2 separate regions of the Homo sapiens genome follow, and region 1 is linked to region 2. A link is an interaction called in ENCODE POLR2A ChIA-PET data of the cell type or tissue named here. Cell type or tissue: CD4-positive, alpha-beta T cell. All regions are shown on one strand.

The links. Peaks named below come from ENCODE experiments on the same cell type or tissue, not always from the same donor. Only the 100,000 strongest peaks of a DNase experiment are listed, where the experiment ranks them.
Region 1: POLR2A ChIA-PET joins it to region 2 with 24 read pairs; 2 of 35 experiments call an interaction of 5 or more read pairs at or near these places.

Annotation. Positions count from the first base shown.
Region 1 is chr4:38,741,961-38,749,960 of GRCh38, reverse strand. LOC105374413 (a long non-coding RNA gene) reads right to left here and starts at 5,839. Exons shown (of 6, transcript XR_925231.2): 1 at 5,694-5,839; 2 at 4,500-4,620; 3 at 1,587-1,661; 4 at 1,171-1,258. In CD4-positive, alpha-beta T cell, no CTCF peak of the experiment used is centred here; no DNase peak of the experiment used is centred here.
Region 2 is chr4:38,140,817-38,148,816 of GRCh38, reverse strand. No RefSeq gene overlaps it. Among named protein-coding and RNA genes, the nearest start is that of PTTG2, 180 kb to the right of the region's middle. In CD4-positive, alpha-beta T cell, no CTCF peak of the experiment used is centred here; no DNase peak of the experiment used is centred here.

The sequences.
Region 1 (8,000 bases), 600 kb before region 2:
ACAGGCTGTGCGTGTGGCGGGTGGGGACAGGGGAAATATGGAAACTCTCTGTACTTTCTCATCAATTTTTTTTCTACTCAATTTTGCTGTGAACCTAAAACTGCTTTAAAAAATAAAGTCCATTTTTAAGAGGGGTCATTTCAATATGGTCTTATTTGTCTAAGGACCTGGTGCTCTTCTTTTTCTCTCCTCCACCTTCTCACAAATAAACAGATTGTGCAGTCATTGGCAGAATTTTTGGTATTTGTATCACTGCATTGGAGCTTGAGGGTAAAGTTTCATTATGTACACCAGGAGTTAATTTACCTCGGGACTTATTCTTTCTTTCTTTTCTTTCTTACATGGAGTGTGTGTTATCTGGGAGCTAATTTATTTCTAACATAATTTAAGGAGTCGTCTGTTTTCGCCTTGAGTGACAGTGGAAAAACTGTCAGCCTGAAATGTGAATGGTTTAGGACGAGATGAAAACAAGGACTCCAGGGTAGTTTGAATAATGAGCTAAGCATTCATTATTCTTGGTTTTTCTCTCTCCAGCATTAATAAGCAAGTGTTTTCCAAAAAGTATCAGTGGAATTATCATTCTTAAAACTGACCAAAGTAAATGTTATGTTTAATTTTGTGTTTTAATTAAAACTAGATGTTATAATATTATTATATCTATTTGTTTATTTGATTTCTTCTCAGAAAATATAGCAAATGACCACATAGTTCTCAGCGGGTGTTTGAATGAAAGGTGATTGTTCAGGGCTTTCATGGTTTTTAAAGCATTTGTAAGGATGATTCTTCATGTTTTTGATTTAGGCTGAGTCTTTAATCTGATTTATGTGCACACACTTGCTAAACATCTTGGAGGAAGAGTGGTGCTCAAGTTGTGCCACAGAACTCCTCCAGCCTCCATGGGCGGAAATTGATGGCAGTTTGGTTGAACTGGGAACCTGCAGGCCAGGGAAAGTCATCACCAGAAGCCTAGGCTGACTAGAGGAATGTTCAAGGCCTGCTTTCTGTGAGTTTTTCACATAGAAATGATTACAAGAAGCATAGTTTTTTGTTAATTAAAAATGGTTTGTTGTGAATATGTATTTATTGATTGTATTAGTTCGTTCTCACACTGCTATAAGGAACTAACTGAGACTGGGTAATTTATGAAGAAAAGAGGTTTAATTGACTCACAGTTCCACAAGCTGTGCAGGATGCATGGTTGGGGAGGCCTCAGGAAACTCACAATCATGGCAGAAGGACAAAGGGGAAGCAAGCATGTCTTCACATGGTGGCAGGAGAGAGAGAAAGAGAGAAAGAGAGAGAGAAGGGGAAAGTGTCATACACTTTTAAGCAACCAGATCTTGTGAGAATTCTATCATAAGACAGCACTAGGGGAATGATGCTAAACCACTAGAAATCACCCCATGATCCAATCACTTCCCACCACGCCCCACCTCCAACACTAGGGATTACAACTCAACGTGAGATTTGGGTGGGGACACAAAGCCAAACCAAATCGTTCTACCACTGCCCCTTCCCAAATCTCATGTCCTTCTCACATTTTAAAACACAATCATGCCTTCCCAATGGTCCCCCAAAGTCTTAACTCATTCCAGCATTAACTCAAAAGTCCAAGTCCAAAGTCTCATCTGACACAAGGCACGTCACTTCTGCCTATCAGCCTGTAAAATAAAAAACAAGTCAGTTACTTCCAAGGTACAATGAGGGTACAAACATTTAGTAAATGCTCCCTTTCCAAAAGGGAGAAATTGGGCAAAACAAAGGGGCTACGGGCCCCATGCAAGTCTGAACCTAGCGGACAGTCATTAAATCTTAAAGCCCCAAAATAGTTACCTTTGATTCCATGTCTCGCATCCAGGGCATGCTGATGCAAGAGGTAGGCTCTCAAGGCCTTGGGCAGCTCTGCCTCTGTGGCTCTGAAGGGTACTGCCCCTGTGGCTGCTTTCATGGGTTGGCATTGAGTGCCTGAAGTTTTTCTGGGCACACAGTGCAAGCTGTTGGTGGATTTACCATTCTGGAGTCTGAAGGATGGTGGCCCTCTTCTCACAGCTCCACAAGGCAGTGCTCCAGTGGAGACTCTGTGTGGGGGCTCCAATTCCACATTTTCCCTCCACATTGCCCTAGTGGAGATTCCCCATGAGGGCTCCACCCCTGCAGAAGACTTCTGCCTGGAAATCCAGGCATTTTCATACATCCTCTGAAATCTAGGTGGAGGTTCCCAAGCCTCAACTGTTGCACTCTGCACACCCACAGGCTTAACATCATGTGGAAGGTGCCAAAGCTTCTTATGGCTTTCACCCTCTGAAGCAGAGGCCTGAAGCATATCTGAGGCCCTTTATGCCAAGGGTGGAGCTGGAGCAGCTGTGATGCAGGGTGCCATGTCCTGGGGCTGCACAGAACAGAGTGGGGGGCCCTAGGCCTGGCCCACGAAACCATTTTTCCCTCTTAGTCCTCCAGCCCTCTGTCTCTAAAATACCTTGGAGGCATTTTTATATTGTCTTGGCTATTAACATTTGGCTTATCTTTACTGCAGCAGGTTTGAATTCCTCCTCAGAAAATGGGTTTTTCTTTTTTACTATATGGCCAGGCTGCAAATTTTCCAAAGTTTTATGCTCTGCTGCTGCTTAGGAATTTCTTCTGCCAGATACCCTAAATCCTCTTTCTCAAGTTCAAAATTCAACAGATTCCCTAGAGCAGGGGCACAATGCCACCAGTCTTTTTGCTAAAGCATAGCAGAATGACATTTACTGCAGTTCTCAGTAAGTTCCTCATCTCTAAGTGAGACCTCATGAACCTGGCCATCTCTGTCCATATCACTATCAGCATTTTGGTCAAAACCATTCAACAAGTCTCTAGGAAGTTTCAAACTTTCCCTCATCTTCCTGACTTTTTCCAAAGCCCTCGAAACTCTTCCAGTCTCTGCCCATTACCCAGTTCCAAAGTCACTTCTACATTTTCAGTTATCTTTATGGGAATGCCCCATTTATCTGAAACCAATTTTCTGTATTAGTCTGTTCTCACACTGCTATAAAGAACTACCTGAGACTGGGTAATTTATGAAAAGAAGAGGTTTAATTGACTCACAGTTCCACAGGCTGTAGAGGAGGCATTGCTGGGGAGGCTTAGGAAGCTTACAATCATGGCAGAAGGGCTAAGGTGAAGCAAGCACATCTTCACATGGTGGCAGGAGAGAGAAAGAGAGAGAGAGAAGGGGAAGGTGCCACACACTTTTAGACAACCAGATCTTGAGAGAACTCCATCGTGAGAAACCACTAGGGAGATGGTGCTAAGCCATTAGAGACCAATTCCCCCATAATCCAGTCACCTCCTACCAGGCCCCACCTCCAACACTAGGGATTACAATTCAACATGAGATTTGGGTGGGGCCAAAGAGCCAAACCATTATCACTGATTGATTAATAAATTATTGAATTGATGTCTTTTAATTGATTCTTTAGTTTTATCAAAGTTTTATATGTACAAAGTTTAACAAGTCAAATGGTTTCAGGCCAAGCATAGTGGCTCAGCCTGTAATCCCAGCACTTTGGGAGGCCAAGGCAGGTGGATCATCTGAGTCAGGAGTTTGAGACTAGCCTGGACAACATAGTGAAACCCTGTCTCTACTAAAAGTACAAAAATTAGCCAGATGTGGTGGCGTGCGCCTGTAGTCCCAGCTACTTGGGAAGCTGAGGCAAGAGAACGGCTTGAACCTGATAGGCAGGGTTGCAGTGAGCCGAGACATGCCACTGCACTCTGGCCTGGGCAGCAGAGTGAGACTTTGTCTCAAAACAAAACAAAACAAAACAAAAAAATGGTTTCATAAGGTTTCGTCTTTTTTTTTTTTTTTAGACAGTCTCACTGCGTAACTCAGGCTGGAGTGCAGTGGTATGATCATGGTTCACTGCAGCCTGTATTGCCCAGGCTCAAGTGATCCTCCCACTTCAGTCTCCCAAGTAGCTAGGACTATAGGTATACACCGCCATGCTGGCTAATTTTTGTATTTTTTGTAGAGATGAGGTCATTATATTGCCCAGGCTACTCTTGAGCTCTTAGGCTCAAGCATTCCATTCACTTCAGCCTCCCAAAGTGCTGGGATTGCAGATGAAAGCCTCTGCGCCTAACCAAGGTTTCTATTGAAAACCAGCAGACCTCTACATGCCCTTTTCCATCCAATTTCCTCTCCATGGAGGCAATTACTTTTGTTTCTTATAGCTGTTGCTTCTGGAGTTTGCCCCCATATTTCTAAATTATATGCTTATATCACTATTTTTCATATTCTCATCCATTAAATGGGTTTTTAAACTTCATAAGGTTAGTGTGAGCATTAAAAGGAATTAATTCAGTCTGGGTGCGGTGGCTCATGCCTGTAATCCCAGCACTTTGGGAGGCCGAGGCGGGTGGATCACCTGAGGTCAGGAGTTTGAGACCAGCCTGGCCAACATGGTGAATCCCTGTCTCTACTAAAAATACAAAAATTAACTGGGCATGGTGGTGCATACCTGTAATCTCAGCTACTCAGGAGGCTGAGGCAGAGAATTGCTTGAACCTGGGAGGCAGAAGTTGCAGCGAGCTGAGATTGGACCACTTCACTCCAGCCTGGGTGACAGAGCGAGACTGTGCCTCAAATAAATAAATAAATAAATAAATAAATAAATAAATAAAACAAAAGGAATTAATGCATTAAAAATAAGCACTTTTAACAGTGCCTGGCACTACTGTTGTTATATTGACTTTTCAGTTTTTGTTATTATCTCTTGTCTTTTTATTATAAAATAATTATGATTCAGTTTTGTTACACCATTTACACATCTTTCCCTGAACACCTCCTCCTGTCATCTGACAATATATCTCTATCATAAATTAAGATTAATATTTAGTGTTTACATAACTATGATTTTAAAAATATCTATAGCTGAGCCACATAAAACATTATTATATTTTCTTTCTTTTTCAATTATTTGTTTTCACTGGAGGTTATCATCTCATTTTTTTCTTTTTTGCTTAGTTTTCTATGTACGACAATCCCCCTTATCCATGGTTTCACTTTCTGTGGCTTCAGTTACTACATATTCAACCCCAAAAATATTAAGTGGAAAATTTAAGAAATAAAAAGTTTAGGCCGGGCGTGGTGGCTCACGCACCCTTGAGATCCCAACACTTTGGGAAGCTGAGGCGGGTGGATCCCTTGAGGTCAGGAGTTCGAGACCAGCCTGATCAACTTGGTGAAACCCCGTTTCAACTAAAAATACAAAAATTAGCCAGGCGTGGTGGCGCATCCCTATAGTCCCAGGAGGCTGAGACAGGAGAATAGCTCGAACCTAGGAGGCAGAGGTTGCAGTGAGTCAAGATCACGCCACTGCACTCCAACCTGGGCGACAGAGCAAGACTCTGTCTCAAAAAAAAAAAAAAAAAAAAAAAGAATTATCCACAAGGTCTGTGCTCCCTGCCCATTGGTTGCTTAGTAGCCATCTTGGTTATCAGATCAACTGTTGCAGTTATCGCTGTGCTTGTGTTCAAGTAACGCTTATTTTACTTAATAATGGCCCCAAGAGTACTGTGCCTAATTAAATTTTATCACAGGTCTGTACATATAGGAAGAAACATAGTATATGTAGGGTTCAGACTATCTGTGGCTTCAGGCATCCACTGGGGGTCTTGGAACATATCCCCACGGATAGGAGGAGACTCCTTACCTCTACTGAAATCATCCCAAACCCTGCTTCAGAAATGGAAATCTCCTCTCCATATGTTCTGCCAGCGTAAACCCTTTTTTGGAAGATATCCTTCCTGGAGCTCTCTCTCCCCTTGCTGCAGTCTGGACTGGCTGCTCTCAAAATCTGCCACCCAGCTGTCACCCTGGGATTTCCTTTTCTTAACCTCAAAATTCCTTTCAGTTCTCCTCTGTATTGGATCCTCTTTTTTTTTTTTGGTCCCATGACATCCTGTTTCTCATTTTACACTTTCATTTTGGGTGAACACATCCTCCTGCAGCTTCCAGATCATGAATATCTATACAATTCTTTCAACCTCATACATGATTGATATTGGACTAGGTTTAGAATTCTAAATTGAAGATATTTTTTCCTTAGAAATTTAAAGATGTTGCTCTCCTAGCTTCCAGTGCAGCTATTGGGAAGTCTGATATTTTACCTGTTTAATGAGGCATACTATTTCCTTTCTGAATGTATTTAGAATCTTCTTTTTGTCCTTGGAATTCCAGCGTTTTATAATGATGTGTCTTGGTATGGGACTTTCTAAACCCCTTATGTAGGAGACCCTGTGATGCCTCTCAATATGAAAACTCATGTCCTTCAGCTCTGAAGAATTTCCTTTTTTTTTTTTTGGACACAGAGCCTTGCTCTGTCACCCAGGCTGGAGTGCAGTGGTGCGATCTCAGCTCACTGCAACCTCCGCCTCTTGGGTTCAAGTGATTCTCCTGTCTCGGCCTTCTGAGTAGCTAGAATTATAGGCATGCCACATCATGCCCAGCTGATTTTTGCATTTTTAGTAGAGGCGGGGTTTCACCATGTTGGCAAGGCTGGTCTCAAACTCCTGACTTCAGGTGATCTACCCGCCTTGGCCTCCCAAAGTGTGGGATTACAGGCATGAGCCACCATGCCTGGCCTGAAGAATTTTCTTGAATTATTTTTTGAATAGTTGCAACCCTTCTATTTTCTCTGTTCTCTCTTTCTGGAACTCCCATTTTATTTGAATATTATAGTTCTTCATCAGGTCTTTAATTTTTTCCTATATTTTCCATCTCCGAAATATTTTTTTACCTTCTCAAACTCTGAAAGAGTTTGTGTAAAATTGGTGTTATTTCTTATGGGTTTTGTGTGTGTGTGTGTGTGTGTGTGTGTATTTTCCATCTCTGAAATTTTTTTTTACTTTCCCAAACTTTATCTTCTGACATTTCTACTTCATGTAACTTTCTAATTTCCTTCATTTTTTTCCTCTGGACACATCAATTATAGCTTTTTGAAATTTTCTTCTGCTTTTTAAAAATTATTTCTGCTTCTACTGAGCTCTTATAAAAATCTTATTTGTTTTTATCTCAGTTTTTCTATTAGAAAATTTCTCAGATGTTTGGTCTTCCTTGACTCTTTTCTCATATTTAAAAGTGAAGCACTAAAAAGCTGATTGTAAGTTGTGTAGTGTGTGTGTACATGCATGTGTATATGTGTGTGCATATGTGTGTATGTGTGTGCATGCACATACATGGTGGTGTTGAGAGCTGGAGGGAGCTCGCCAATGGATGAACTTTTCTGTACAGTGATCTTGCTGGGCTGTTTCATTGGGAAAGTCCCATTTTGTAGTTTCTTTTGGTCTTTTCTCTTAATCTAGACAGTTTCCTCAAATCTTTTTGATTTGAGAATTATAAACCTGACTGCCATCATTCTGAGACTGGAGTGGAGGGAAAGGGATGAGCCCCACAGGGTGTAGAACTCCAGCTGATCCCCAGTTTTCTATATGGTGCCCTGCCGTGATGTCACTGAGGCTGGAGTCTCTCTGGCTAACCCTCTTTGGAGGGTCAATTCTGGACTTCTGAGATGGGAGATAGCGGTTGGCAGATCTGGAGGCATCTGTGCATCTCTGTTTGTACAGGCTTGTAACCAGTCTTCTGTTCTCAGCCTCAATTGCACCCTGGGCCACCAACTCCTGAGCCACAACTTTCTGAGGTTCTGTGTCTCAAATCATCCCGCTTCAGGCTGCCCCCAATTGGTTCTAGCTTCCTTTGGTCAGCTAAGCTGGTAATCACTTGTTCCGTATGCTCTCCAGCTTCCAAAATATTTCTTTTTCCTTTCTACTTTCTTTTTCTCTTTGTCCTTGTTAGTTAATATCTTTTTTTTTAAGCCACTCTCCGTTATTTTGGTGGGACTGGTGAAGCTGGGGGCAAAACTGTAAATGATGTTTTTATTCTTTTATTTATTTTGATTTAGTATTATTATTTTATTTTTCATTCGGAGTCTTGCTCTGTTACCCAGGCTGGAGTGCAGTGG
Region 2 (8,000 bases):
CCCCCTCCAGAACTACTGAATCAGAAACCTTGGGGGTGGGGCCCAGCCATCTGTATTTTAAGAAACCCTCCAGGGGACTCAAGCTTCAAAACCACTGCCCAAGAACAGGGTTGCTCAACATCAGCAATACTGACATTTTGGACCCATGATAACTTGTTGCGGAGGCTGTTCAAAGTATTGTAGGATGTTTAGCAGCCATCTCTGGCCTCTACCCACTAGATGACACTAACACACACCCTTCTTCATTCCCCAGTTGTTAAAACCAAAAATGTCTCCAGACATTGTCAAATGTACCCCAGGGAACAAAATTACCCCTAGTTGAGAACTACTGCCCTGGATGTTGGAGGAGTAAGAAGACAGAAGGAACCTGGGTCTTCAGTTGGCCTTGTAGAACAGAAACACTCTCCATCCCAAATGGCCCACCTGCCCTCTGGACTGCTATAAAGGTTTGAGAAGTTGCTATTTTGTTTGAGCAACTCTATTTTGAGTGGCTGTGCAGAAGCTTAAATTGCATCCCAACAACTGCCAGCCTTTCAGGGCCTCATAAGTACTTAACACTTTGTTTTAATGTGATGGGAAACCACTAGAGTTTGGTTAAAGCAGGGTAGTGACATGATTTGTTTTGAAAGGTCCACTTTGGATGCTGTGTGAAGAACAGACTGAGGGGATGTAGAAAGGATGTGTTTGATGGACTGGATGTAGGATATGAGAAAAAGAAAGGGGTCAACTAAGCAACTGAGTGAATGACAGTGCCATTGACCAACACGGAGATCTGTGGGGGACAGGGTTGATCTGAGGGGATGGGGATCAGGACTTCAGTTTGTGCTCTTTGCTGCTGTGATTCACTGAATTTATCTTTCAGATACATTTACAGATTCACAAAGGTATTATGTGCAGATATGCTCAAGGCAGATAAACTCAAATGTCCATCAGTGTGAACCTGGTTCAATACGTTGTGGTGCATCCAAGCACAGAAATATTATGTTCAGGTGTTGAAGAGTGAAGTGGGCCGGGCGCAGTGGCTCATGTCTGTAATCCCAGCACTTTGGGAGGTCAAGGCAAGCAGATCATGAGGTCAAGAGATCGAGACCATCTTGTCCAATGTGGTGAGACCCTGTCTCTACTAAAAATACAAAAATTAGCTGGGCGTGTAGTCCCTGCTACTCTGGAGGCTGAGGCAGGAGAATTGCTTGAAGCTGGGAAGGTGGAGGGAGCCAAGATCATGCCACTGCACTCCAGCCTGGTGACAGAGTGAGACTCCATCTCAAAAAAAAAAAAAAAAAAAAAAGATAAAAGAAAAAAAAAGACTGGAGTGGATTTGTATACTGCAGTGGCAGTGGTCAAGAGCATGGGCTCTTGAGTCTGAACTGCTGGGCTTGGTGGCCTTGGGCAGTAGGCATGACCTCTTTAGATAGCTTCCCCAACTATAAATTAGGATAATAATGGTACCTCTCCTATAGTTTTGAGATTAAATGAAACAAACTTACACAGTACTCATCAGTACTTGGCTCATTCATTAGTTATCTCTTTATGAGTGTGAACTATTATTTCTATCATTATCTACATGTACTGATATGAAAATATTCCCAAGATATTTTTAAAGAGCAAGGTAACTGATTAGTGTGTATAGTGTTATCATTTATGTGAAAAAAAAAGAATATCTGTATAAACACACACACATACATACATTCTGTAGTATGCATATCAATTCATCCTGTAGTATGCATATCAATTTTTGGAGGAAGAGATAAGAAACTGCTAAGTGATTACTTTTGGGAAGTAGGATATAGGTTGAGGGGACTTTGGAAAACTTTGTTTTGTATGTTTCTGTTGTGTGTGCAAGTCTTTAGCACATGCAACATATCAAGGAAAGATATCTTTTAGAAAGACCACATACTGAAAAGGTGGAAACTAGGTTGTTGGTTGTTGGTTTTTTTTTTTTTTACTGTAGGATTTTCTGGCATCCTTAACACATGCTAACATATTTTTAATCTCTCAGAGGAGCAAAATCCTTGAAATGGTGTGCCTCAGAACCTCCCCAGTCTAGGAAACAGGGAGGGCTAAGGCTGGCCACAGCCACAGAAAAATCTAGGCTAGGCATTTTGAGGTAGCCAGACTGCTCCTCCCAAGGTGCCTTAAGTCATGACAGCTCTTTCAGACAACTTTTGACTGGTCCCCAAGCAACTCATTCTTAAGCCCCACAAGTTGTCTTCTTCTCTCTGGTTTATGCCTCCCTTTGTAAATGAATGACCTGCAACTTCCCCAGGAGCTGGAGGAGGGGGAAGTATCTGTGCTCTACCACCCTGGGCACCTTGTTTCCCACGTGTGTCCTTAGATGGTTGCGTACCTGTCCCATGCCCTGGAACTGGGTGAGCTCTCCTGGCATAGTCTCTCCCAACTTCTTTACCTTCTCTTGTTCCCTCAATGTGTGGAGGCAGATTTTTCTTCCTCCTCTCACCTGCCTTTTTGGGGGTGGGTGGATACTGAGAGGGCAGAGCAAGCAAGGGATCATTCATTTTTAGTATTTACTAGTTAATATTTTACTAATTATCAAAAAGATTCTCAGACACACAGAACTCCTAGTGACCTATCAAAAGCATTGGAAGTTAAATGAGCCCACTTGTCAACACTTGCTACCCAACCAATAACCATGACCATGTCTTTCCTCATTCAATGAGTTAATATTCGTCTAAGGGGCTCATAATGGTGCCTGGCATATGGCAACTGCTGTTCTTCTCAGCTATTTCTGTGTCATTATGCTCTAAACTCAACATTTCTCACTATGTAACAGTCTCTGGAATTACTCAGATTTTCAGTAAACAGTTTTATACAATGACTGTAGAACACAGAGATAAGCAAGTGACGTGATCTGCCAAGTATGAGGTCTTCATCGCAATGGGAAAGCGAGAATAAAACAGAACTATAGATCAAGAATAAACAGACTCTGTCTTCAGTCACTGCTGTTGCTAATGAGATGTCTCTGATTCTGTACTTGTCCAGTGGGATTCCCCCTTCTATGTGAGTGGTTCTTAAACTTTAGCACACATCAGAATCCCATGGAAGGCTTGTGAAAAAAGATTGCTGACCCCACCCTCCAGAATTTTTGAATTAGTAGGTTGGTAGATCCCATTAATACAATTCTAACAAGTTTCAGAAGATGCTGAGGCTATTGGTCTAGGGCCTATACCCTGAGACCCACTGCCCTATACACACATTTAGAACCTGACATTCAAAAGTGCATCTTGCTTGAATCAGGTCATCTGGCCAGCTTGTCAACATCAATCAAGGTCCTGTCTGTCATTCATTGCATTTAGTCAGTGGCATCCGTGCATCCAAGAGCATGGTCCCTAGGGCCTCATACAGATCACATGACACACATGTGCACCGGCTGGCTAAGGAAAAACCCTCAGTGAGACTCCTCCTTTTTAGGCTCACCACAATCCATTATCCATCACAGCATTTTTCAATCCTAGCTAAACTTTAAATTCACTGGGGAGCTTAAAAACTAAAAACCGCCCAGGCCCTACCCCAGAGTGCATGAGTGTGTTAGCCTGGAGCACCCTTGGGCCCTGGTACTTTGAAAAATCTCTCTGGGTGATTCTATTGTGCAACCAGGGCTGAGAACCACAACCTAGAAGTCTTTCTGGTTTTATTAAATCAACACAATCGAACTCTCCTACTGCTCATGTCACTTTAACTCATTTAAGTTTTAATAAGACTTTATTTAAGGTATTGTGAGAGATGTCAAAAGCTTTGCTGACATCAAGGTATATTTTCCTACAGCTTCCCATCTTCCATTTGGTCACTGTGCTTTCAGAAACATAAAATTACATTGGGCTAGCATGACATGATCTTAAGGAATCACCTATCTTATATGTTTGCACTGTTGAGGAATTTTGCCTGGGTCCAATCTCAAGCTCACATAACTGATTTAGTTCACGTCATCATAAGTAATGATAACATTTATTGCTTGTTAATTTGGTGTCCACCACAGTACTCAGTGCTTGTCATAAATATTTGCACAATAATCCTATGAAATAGCTGTTATTTCCATTATACAGACAAGAAATCAGGGTCGGATTCCAGCTGACTCCAGGGCCTGCGCTTTTAGCCATGAGATGTCGCTTCTATTTATATTTACCTGGCTCCATCTTGTTCCTCAAATGTTTTACAGTGATTTACAAGGATATTAAAGATTTAAGAAAGCATGAAATAACTGGAATAAAGTAGAATCGGAGAGGGTCAAAATGAGTCAGAACCAAATGCCTGCACATTTGCTAATGGGAGGGCCACCAATTTGGTTTTGAGTGTTCCGGAAATGTCAAATTAAAATAGGGTCACCTGTTCAATTACACAGTTGACATCGGATTAAAAACAAACATTATTTGGGAGAAATACCTGAACAGTTCTGGGGCTTTCTTAGAGAAGGCACTGAGAATTAAAGGGAGGACTGCAAGAATATCCTCATGATCCATGCAGACAAGCTTTTCACTGGGCTCAACGAACCATAACTTACATCATCCACTTCCTACCTCATTAAATAAAGTGGGAAGTTTGGCTAGCTCTATATTTCTTCAAAGATCTCTGTCTTCCCATTTCCAGTGCCTCTTTCCACCATTGTCAACTCATTCCAAAAAAATACTAATAGCAGTTGAGCAATTTTTTTTTGCTCAAATTTTCTCAGTACCCTGGAATGCAATTTGAACAGTCAGGATTTACTTTTGTAGAATTTCACAAAAGTCTCTTTTAGGCTGTCATGCCATGAAATCACACCTAATTTTTTCCTGAACTTTAACGAATGTCTTCCCGATGCCTAGGTTCCCTTTGCAGATGATCACAGCAGGAAGTTGATAGGGCTGTGTCCACTGGCTGTCAGATCTGTAGGGGACATCATCATAAACTGAGATAACAAGGTCACCCCCTGCCAGGTGCCCACTACAATGTCCATTTCACCAACTCATTCCTCCTCGCAGTTTAATGCTAAGTTAAGAATAGCAGATTCCCTTGTGTCCATTAAAACTGTAAGTGGATCAAGCCAAGAACTTATTTATACTTATTGGACTACACAGTAATGGAACATTTATCTCTAAAAATATTGGTGTTTTCTTGCCATCTGAAAGAGACATGGTGTTAAGTGGGTGCTAAGTGGGTTAGTTTGTTTGGGCTACTCAGACTGGATAATTTATAAACAACAGTTCTAGAAGCTGGGAAGTCCAAAATCAAGGCACCAGCAGATGTGGCGTCTGGTGAGGGACTGTTCCTCATAGACGGACGGCGCCTTCTTGCTGTGTCTTCACATCTCCAGCTTCTAAGTGCACTGATCCCATTCATGAGCGTAGAGCCCTCATGACTTAATCATTTCCCAAATGCTTTGCCTCTTAATTCTATCACATTGGATATTATATTTGAACACATGAATGGAGGGGGGATGGGGCAACATCAACATTCAGACCACAGCAGTGGGTGTGTGTTTTTTTTAAGGTCTTGGCACAAGACTCAAAGCTAGGATAGAATCATTTGTCATTTGGAAGAGACTCTTCCACTTTCTAATAAGTCACCCAGAACACTCTCACCCAACTCCTCTGTTAGCTGTTCCTTCCCAGTCTCACTTGAACACCAGCTCCTCAGCTGAGTCTTCTCTGAATATTCTAGGTAGGCACCCCCACCTCATGATTGATTTTTCGTTTACTTATTCCAATTACCTATCTCCCTCACTAGAATAAAAGCGCAACGATGGCAAATACTTACTTTGTCATCTCAGGACCTAGAACAAGGCTTGGTACATAGTTGAGGGCTGGAGAGTGAAAGCAGGGGAGACGTCATGCTCGCCGAGCTGGATATGGAGAGGCAGGCAGGTGAAACCACACTGTGCAAAGACAGTGGGGCTATAGTGAAGAGAGACAGATCCAGAGTGAAAAAGCTAATATCCTTTCTAATAACCAACCCATTTAGATGATTTGAACATATGAAATTTAGGAGTAAATTTGATATTCACTTATTTCAAAGAAAGAAAATAAATAGATCATGCCCTCCTTGGTAAAGAGTACCAAGCACAGATAGGCATTCGGTATCATTAAACAGACCCACATGCAAACTTGCCTCTATCTCCCTAACATGGTACTTCACCATCTGCACAGTTTCCACACGATGGCACCTCAGGAGGTCACCCTGCAGGGTGCTGAGAGCCAAAGCCCGAGTTTAACAGTAATCAGTCACCTCTTCCAACAGTTGGAAGAGATTAGAAACATAGTTACAGGGTTTAGAAAGATTTCTGGAAGACCAGAAAGGAGACACCCCAAATTGGTCAACATCCATCCAAATATGGAATAAGAGAAAAACAAGGGCAGGAAGATGTAGTCAGAAGAGTGAGGAAAGCAAGCAAATGACTGGGAAAAAGGATGTACAAAGCTGTCCCCCCACCCCTTGGCCATGCCAGGTTGTCCAGGCTGTCTTCAGTAGGTCTAAGGAAAGGGCAGTGATAAAGTGCCGTGATTCACAAGGAGTGATTCACAGGCTCCATTCTTAACACACACTGTTCAGTTCCTCTCTGCTCTGCTCAGCCAAGCACTTTGCAGGCTCAGAACCACAAGTCTTCGGTGGCACTGCGGGGAAGGGCTGGGGGCGAGATGGTTGTCTACAGCAGGACCATGCAGGTGAACAGGTAGCGGTGTGGCCAAAGGCCTCAGACTAGAACTTGCTACCTCTGTCCGTACCACGATTATTCAGAGCAAAGGCTCCAAATGGGGTGGGCCCAGGAAAAGATGATGGAGAAAGTGCTAGAGAGAGTGCTTTTCAGAAAAGGGTTTGGAAGTGTTTCTATGGGTTAGGTCATGTTTTGGCCAAAAATCATGTGAGGGTGTTACTCAAACAAACCTGGAAACTGCTTTTATAATTTGTTCAAAACTTTCCAAATGAAGAGTTTTGGTGTATTAAAGTCTTTGGTTAAAAAGTATAAAAACCTTAATACATTTGTGTCATCGGCCATGAGAGAAGATGGAAATTCATTACTCAGATTTCCACAAAAACCTTTGCATAACTGATGAAGAAAAATGAAGAATGAGCAATTATGACTTAATGTGACTAGTTGTGTTCTTCTTCCATTTAGAGTTACTAAATTTTGGAAGTCAGTGCATTAAAAGCAACCATAAAACTAAGCTGAACTTGTAACCGACATCTGAATTACTAATCACAGTTTTAAAGCATTTACAGTAATGAAGTGCTCATTATTCTTAAAAATACTGAATAGAAATTTTATCATTAATATTTTTAAACATTGTATTTTAACCTCATTCAAAACTTCTATAATACAATTTAGTCATGCACAAAATTGATTAATAAACATACATCTCATGGTAGAAATCTAAACACTTTACTACTAAGGTTTACAACCAAGGCAGTTGTATGGTTATTTTTACAGATATTAAGAGAGATATCTATGAAGCCTAAATACTAAGAACATTCTTTTAAAATATTTTGTTATCAATTTCAAATTGTCCAAATAACCGTTGTGGCTGCTCCATACCATATAACTCTTGAATTTCTCTAATCATTCTAATCATTTCTAGAGATGGCAGCAAAATAGTTTACATGATGGAATTTCTCTTTTATAAAACCAAAGGGAATTCTGTGTTGATCTGTTTCTTCTAAAAACATTACAATGCAAGTTTTCAAAAGTCCAAAGGTAAAAAAGAAATAGTTGTCAAGAACAAACATTATATCTAATCATGTCAAATCCTGTTGCAATAGAATTTCTCTGCCTCTGGGTCCATACACAGGGGTCACTCACTGGAGAGCCTCCCAGTTTTAACTCCCTATCAATTAAAGCTGCTAGAGGCATTTCAGGAGAGAAATCGATTTGGGCTCTTTAGAATACAGGTTAGCTTTGTGAAAATGAAGCAAACATCTCTTTGCTTTGTAAATTGATGTCATCAGAAATGGTTCCCAAAACTCACTGAAGTAAAGCTGGGTGGTGCCCACTATTAGGCAGCCAGAAGGCCAGG